2 separate regions of the Mus musculus genome follow, and region 2 is linked to region 1. Evidence: chromatin contacts called from ENCODE POLR2A ChIA-PET data. All regions are on one chromosome and are shown on one strand. Each heading gives the region's core, a stretch centred on a gene start or an enhancer-like site at or near the end of the contact. The rest is flanking DNA. Distances are from core to core; before and after follow the strand shown.

Region 1 (3,334 bases), core at 388-2,887:
TGCAGGATTGTGGGAGGAGTCCGCAGCAGGAAGTTGAGGTGCTCTGCCATTGAAAAACTGGAAATCTCTTGAGGGCGGTGCCTAAGTCAAGCTGTCGCTCAGCCTTTTCCTGTGTCCTGCGTGCTAGGCGTTGGGCTCTGTGCTGAGGACATAGAGCGCAGTAAGAAAACTGGTGCCTACTGGGTGGTCCAGTGAGATCCACCCCACACAGTTAAAAATAAGCTGGATGCTGACCCTAGCAGGGAAACTTAGGAGCAGCCAGAGCAAGGCTGGGCCTAGTCACGACAGTCTGAGACATCAGGGCTTTGGGGGCGACCAGCGCCGAGTTTCCTTGACCCCGCGAGTGATGTAGTGCACTCTAGAACGGGGTGGACACTCCAGATAGCACCACTGATTCCCGGAAGGAATCCTCCTCTGTATTTGGGAGCATGTAACTAAGAAAGCCCATCAATGCAAAGGGGAGAGTTTGACTTTAAAGTGGGCTCCAAAGGGTTTGTGGAGGTAACTTCTCCTGAGAGGCGGGGCGAGGCGGAGGGCGCTGTTAGTAGGACAAAGCCACTAGCAGGATTCTGGTGGGGGAGACTTTTAAAAGCTATATGGACTGAGGAACACTCATCTTTATCACATCTTCTTGTCGGTGTATGTTTTAATTTTTTTCTCACTACATTTATTTATTTACTTATTTATAGGTTGGGTGGGGGCACATGTGGAAGTCAGAGGACTACTTGTGGAAGTCAGTGGCCCAGGTTTTTGTTTGTTTGTTTTGAGGCGGGATTTCATGTAGCCCAGTGACTTCAGACTTCATATTAGCTGAAAGAGGCCTGCCTCCATTTCCCAGATGCAGAGATTACAAGTGTGCACGATCATGCCCAATTTTATGATGTGTGCTTCCTGCTTGGCAGGAAAGCATTCTACCAACTGAGATGTATCCCTTTGGTTTTGAGTTTTTGAGACAAGTTCACTCTGTTACACCAAGCCCATCTGGAATTCAGGGCACTCTTCCAGCCTTAGCTGAACCTGGAAAAGATAGCACTGCAGGTGTAAACCATCACACCTGCCTTCTGTCCCCCTCCTTTTCTACTTTGAGACAAGGTCTCACCACGTAACTATAACCTGTAACTCAATATGTAGACCAGGCTGGTCTTGAACTAATAAGAGATCCACCTGCCTCTGCCTCCTGAGTGCTGGAATTAAAGGTGTTTTCCACTCTAATTGACCTATTTTATTTTCTTACAACTGCAGTCTCATCTGTTCCTTGGAATGCAACCCCCACACCCCAAATCCACCTGGGGCAGGGCCTCATTCCTCAGTTTAGCTCCATGTCCTTAGAGCCTGCTGTTTAATAAACATGTAGATAAATATTTGTTGTATGAATGAAAAGCCAAGCAAAGAGGCCTACACACAGCAAGCACGTAAAACAGAAGCTCTTGGCCCCAAAAGGGCATCAGTCTGTCTCCGCGTAGATGGAGAAGCTCTGGCTTAGAGTAACTTAACTCTTACAGAAGCTTGGCAAAGTTAGAATCTGGAGTCATCACTTTTCCCTTGGTTTGTTTCTGGCTCCTCCCTCTTCCTTACCCCACCCAGACTGGGAGGTGAAGGGTTAATTCCTGGAAGCCCCTTTATCCCCTTACCTGAAAGGGATGGGTCAGGCAGGGAACTTCCTGTTCCATTTCCCGGGATTCCTTTCCCAAACTAGGCTACGCTGCCTCTTACCCTGAATTCTCCCAAGGATCCCCAAACATCTCGGCCTCAGGCGTCGGTACCTGGAGTGGTGAGTTGGAGGGCTGGGGTGTAGGCTTACAGCACTGTGGAGAGTGAAGGGTGTTTCGGGGGACCTACTGGTAGGCTGAGAGCTAGAAAAGTCTTGGTTATAATGAGCGGGTAACTCGTGCTGGAGACTCCAAGGCCACACAGCATGATGCATTTGTGGCCTTGGAGACATGAGGGAGGGTCCCAGAAGTGACGATGCCATGCGTTCCTAGCACCAGAAGGGGATCTCTGCCTTAAAAAAAAAAAAAAAAAAAAAAAAAAAAACAAGTTAACAGAGTTGAGCAAGTTAGACTGCTAGCAGAGAAAGGGGGTTATTTCTTGCAGAGGACCACTCTAGCTCCCTAGTGTGTAGGTGGATTTTATAGCAGTACCTACATACAAATTTAGACCGGCCAGATTTCACTAAAGAGCTTTCTCGCCCCACACCCAGCCAACCCCCTACAGAGGTGCATATTAATAGGCCTTTTGTCCTGGAGACCTGGGGGAGGGACAGGCTTTCTAAGGCCTACTTGCCTGAATTCCATCTCTTGGAAACCTCTGGCAAGTCCTCACCTAGAAATTCCAGCTGCTGTGTGGTTAGGCGGGCCTTTGACCAGAATCTAGAATTCTCTCTTTCTTATCTATGCTGTCATACTCCAAGCTAATACTGGCAAAATTTCATGGGGTAGGACGCAAATAGTGGGTTCGGAACCCCATTTCCACTTTAGCAAGCAGTATTGCAGCACCGGGTGAAGCTGTGAGTAAATCACCTTGGACTCTCTGAACCTGTAGGATTAATAGGTTGATCTAGCAAGTGAGTCCGGGCGGGATGAAGTGAGCAGCAGGCAACTGACTGGGCTGCTAAACGCTTGGAACTCACGAGCATCTGCTGCAGAGTGGCCAGAGTGACTTCACTCTCTAATTGTTTTTATTTTTTTAAGGTTTATTTATTTTATATACAGAGGGTTTGTATGAATGTGCATCTGCGCACTATAAGAGGGAACTGGGTCCCACCAACAGTTGGGAGTTGCCATGTGAGTTCTGGGACTTGAAGTCTCATGAGCTCCGGAAAAGCAGCCACGCTCTGAGCCTGGAGCGCCTCCATATCATATTTCATATGCTTCTTCAGACAGCGAAATGCAATGCTGTTTCCTGTGTGTGTGAGCCAGAAATTAGGGCTCGATGTGCTGGCTGGGCACAGGCCCTGAAGATACTACTCCAACCCCTCTTTGTGTTTTTATTTTTGAGAAAGAATCTCACTAAGTTGCCCAAGCCAGCTTTGTACTTCACTTAAGTCCAGGCGAGCCTGAAACTTTCAGTCCTGCCTCACCTGTGGCTGGCTCCATAACCTCTCTCTCCTTTTCCTTTTTGTTTCTAATATGTTTGTTGTTTTCTGAGACAGAGTCGTGTATCCTTGAATCACCAACTGAGCTGAGGATGACCTTGAACTCAATTGATCTTCCTGTCTCTACCTCCCAAGTTCTAGGATTTAGAGGACATTTGTATACTGGGGATTGGACCCACGGCTTCCCACATGTTTGGTAGGGCTAGCACTCTACTAAGAGAACTACATCTCAAGTCTCAT
Region 2 (3,334 bases), core at 210-2,709, 50 kb before region 1:
ATACCCACCCCCCTCAAAAAAATTAAAGTAAATTAAACAACAACAGCAACAACTAAACAGCACAGTCGGAAGAACCTGAGGTCGAGTTTTGGCTTGAGGCTTGTGGGTTCCGGCCCAGTTGCGTTATCCTCGTGTCCTTTTGACTCTCCTTTATCTCATGTGTGTGTCTGATATAACATATTTGCAAGCTTTATTAAGCCACTGTAACATTAAAGAGAAAATTATTCTGCACAAGGCTCTGTCACGTGAGCTGGTACCCCGCCCTCCCATTCTGTGGTTCTCCTGGGAGTTGTAGGGATGACAACGGTTCCACTTAGACCGAATCCCTTAAATAGAGATATCCCACACACACACACCAGGTTAAATGTCAACTCAATCTGGGACATATTCTTGCTATTTAAAAATTTATATTTACACTGGACCTGTAAGGAGACGCCTCTGTTGTTGTTGAGACAGGATCTCATGTAGCCCAGTGGCTTTTAATTCCCCTGCCTCCGCCTCCTAAATACCGGCATTACAGGTGTGCCTGGACATTGTAAGAAATCTAATTTTCTTACTGTTTCATGGATTTTAAAGCTGTGGACATATAAACCGAATTTACTGCTTTAGTTATTTTCAAGTGTTCAGTTCAGTGACAATTGCATTCACCCAGATAGCCTACTGAGTTTTTTATTTTAATCAAATGTCTTTAACGTTCCCTTGGGACACCTCCCACCCACCACGTAAGCAATCCAATCTAGCATCTATTCGGTTCCTTTCCTTGGCACTAATTCGAGCTGCTCGTAGTCTGTCTTGAGATAATAACTTCACCTACTTAATACAAACATGCTGGTCTTCCTTCCGGGGTACCAGACAAGAGTTTGAAAAGCAAATTTGAGAATGGGAAATTTTAAGGTAGGTTTTTAAAAAGCAAATGCACGCAGCGACCACGAAGGGACTCGAACCCCCAATCTTCTGATCCGGAATCAGACGCCTTATCCATTAGGCCACGCGGCCCTACACTGACTCAGGCCTTAGCTCTCTCCATAAGACTTATTCAAGCGCCTACTGCGCATGCTTAAACCAAAGAAAAATCCTACCTATTGAGCCAATCTATTTAGTGACAGTCTCAAAGGAGCCTCCACAAGTTTGAACCGATATAATCAGACTCCTGAGCAGTCAGTCAGCAGAAGCCCTTCCGGATCCTAGAGGCTCGTCTTTCAGATCTCCTCCATTGGCTGGCCCTCAACTCAAGACCAGGGACAACCCACATGAACTTGCCCTATCACGTCACTGAAGTATCCACAATTGTCTTTTCCAGTCTCCAGACCCGTGCTGGCTCGCCTCTCTGGCAACTCCATGGCCCCAGCGCCATGTGGAGATTGAGACCGCCCGCATCAGGGACTCAGCGAGGCGAGAGTTATAGTTCCGGAGATGATCCTTCCCAGAACTTCTTTCTCCCTAAGCCTCTCCCAGCATATCCAGGTCAGCCTTGTGAGGTTCCGTAGTCCCAGACAGGAAGCACAGACCCGATTCAACCTCTGGTTCCCGAGAGCACAGTCGATCCCCTATCTACTACCAGGTAACTTTCCCCATTATCTCACGTATTTCAGAAAGAGCATACATTTTCCGGAGCACGCCGATCATGAACACATACATATTTATTGGCGCTATGTGAGCTCCCACGCCCAAACTGCTGCATCGATGACAGGGTGTGAAGAGGGGATGTAGGGGAAGTGGTGAGGTTGCTCGTCCTATAAACAGAGCCGGCGCCTGAGCAAGCTGCGGATCTCCAGGCAGGCTTTGCACAGCTCATCACTGTCTGGCCCCAGGACGTCCAGCTCACACACCCGCCTGTTGACCCTGTTGACACTCAGCTAGGCCCTGAGGGGCTCAGTCCATCACACCCACTGCAGTCATTGTCTGCTGGAGGGGTTTTTGCGGAGAGGTCGATACTTTCTGAAATAGTCTATGAATCCTAGGCTGGTCTCAGTCTCTGGTCCTGCCACTACCTCCCAGCTACAGGCATGCTCCTCAATGACCGACTCTTGTGTCTGTTGTTCTGTAAGCCTAAAATTTCAAGTGCTACCTAATCATCTTTGAGCCTAATACTAACCCAGCAGTTTTACATGAGCTCCTTGCTCTCAACCAAAAAGTCCCCCACCCAAAGGGAAAGGCTCCCCACCCCATATATATAATCATATAATCAGCCAGACCAGCATTGCCCACCCTGACCTCAACACAAGAAGAGGACCTCCCTATTAGCCTGCAAAACTGTACAAATGAACTGACCCTATTCTGTAACAACCCAGTGGCACCTCCCTTCCTGCACCCCCTGCTGGCTCCTTCTACTTCCCAGTATACCCCCCACCTCAGTCCCCTCCTCCCAATGGCTTCTGGTGTCCTCCTCTCCTGAACTTTATTTAGTGTATGTAATAGCTGCTGCTGAGTTTGTCTGACCAATGTGCCCTGTATTTGAGCATCTCTTGATGTGAGGGCAAGAGGGAGGGAGGGAGGGAGGGAGGGAGGGAGGGAGGGAGGGAGGGAGGGAGGGAGGGAGAGAGAGAGAGAGAGAGAGAGAGAGAGCCTTCTCCTTGCTTCTCCTTTCCCTGGGTTAAGTGGAAGGTAATGAGAACACTCCCACAGATCCAGCCCCTCTTTCTCCCCTCCTAACCCCGTTCCTCACACCTCAGTCAGCAGCTCAAGGAGATCTCTTCCAGGGTTGGCTCTGATGACCTCCACCAGTGTCTGGACAAAGTCCGAGCCCTTTTCATCCCGATAAGCCACACAGCCTAGGTGAGGGGATGGGGTCAGAGTCAACCTTGGGCTGACATCCCAACCTTCAGTGGCCTATTGTGGGTGGAAGAAGTGAGGAGGGGAAGCAGAGAGCATTCTGGGTAACTGGCTTCAGACCAGCACAGGGTCAGGGACTTCTTGCATCAGGAAGAAGTTGCCGATATTTGTAGAGTGAATATTTGGGTATAATCAATGTACAACAAATATTTACTGTGGACTTGCTAGGTACCAAACAGTGGACAGGCGCCTGAAGCAAGCAGGACTGTCCTGTCCTAGAACTTACACAAGGGAGCATTTGACAGGAGCTTGCCATTCTAACCCTGACTCTAAGGACTAACCTGTAGGAGGAGAGTGACTTAACTGGGGCTGGACTCTTGCTGAGAGTGAAGCTATCACTCCAAGCCATGGGGCAGGAAACTAGGCCCACCATAACCATAGGTTTCTTACCCTCGACAGCTGCAGAGACAGTAAGGATGTCTGCTTGGCCTGAGCTCCCTGGAGTGGAGATAAGGTTGTCTGCAAAAAGAGTCAACTCCCATTACCAGCATCCAGGGACTCC

Evidence for each region. ChIA-PET counts read pairs that join two places held with the same protein, here RNA polymerase II (POLR2A).
Region 2: POLR2A ChIA-PET joins it to region 1 with 13 read pairs in embryonic stem cell. The contact joins the promoter of 6330415G19Rik here to the promoter of Zscan10 in region 1. POLR2A ChIA-PET finds 5 or more read pairs at or near these places in 5 of 5 experiments (Patski and embryonic stem cell).

What each region holds. Positions count from the first base shown.
Region 1 is chr17:23,599,189-23,602,522 of GRCm38, forward strand. Zscan10 (zinc finger and SCAN domain containing 10) reads left to right here and starts at 1,638. Exons shown (of 7, transcript NM_001289481.1): 1 at 1,638-1,771. It also overlaps a transcript of Zfp13 not described here.
Region 2 is chr17:23,549,340-23,552,673 of GRCm38, forward strand. 6330415G19Rik (RIKEN cDNA 6330415G19 gene) reads left to right here and starts at 1,460. Exons shown (of 2, transcript NR_126484.1): 1 at 1,460-1,561. n-TRccg2 (a tRNA gene) reads right to left here and starts at 996; the gene lies at 924-996. It also overlaps the pseudogene Casp16.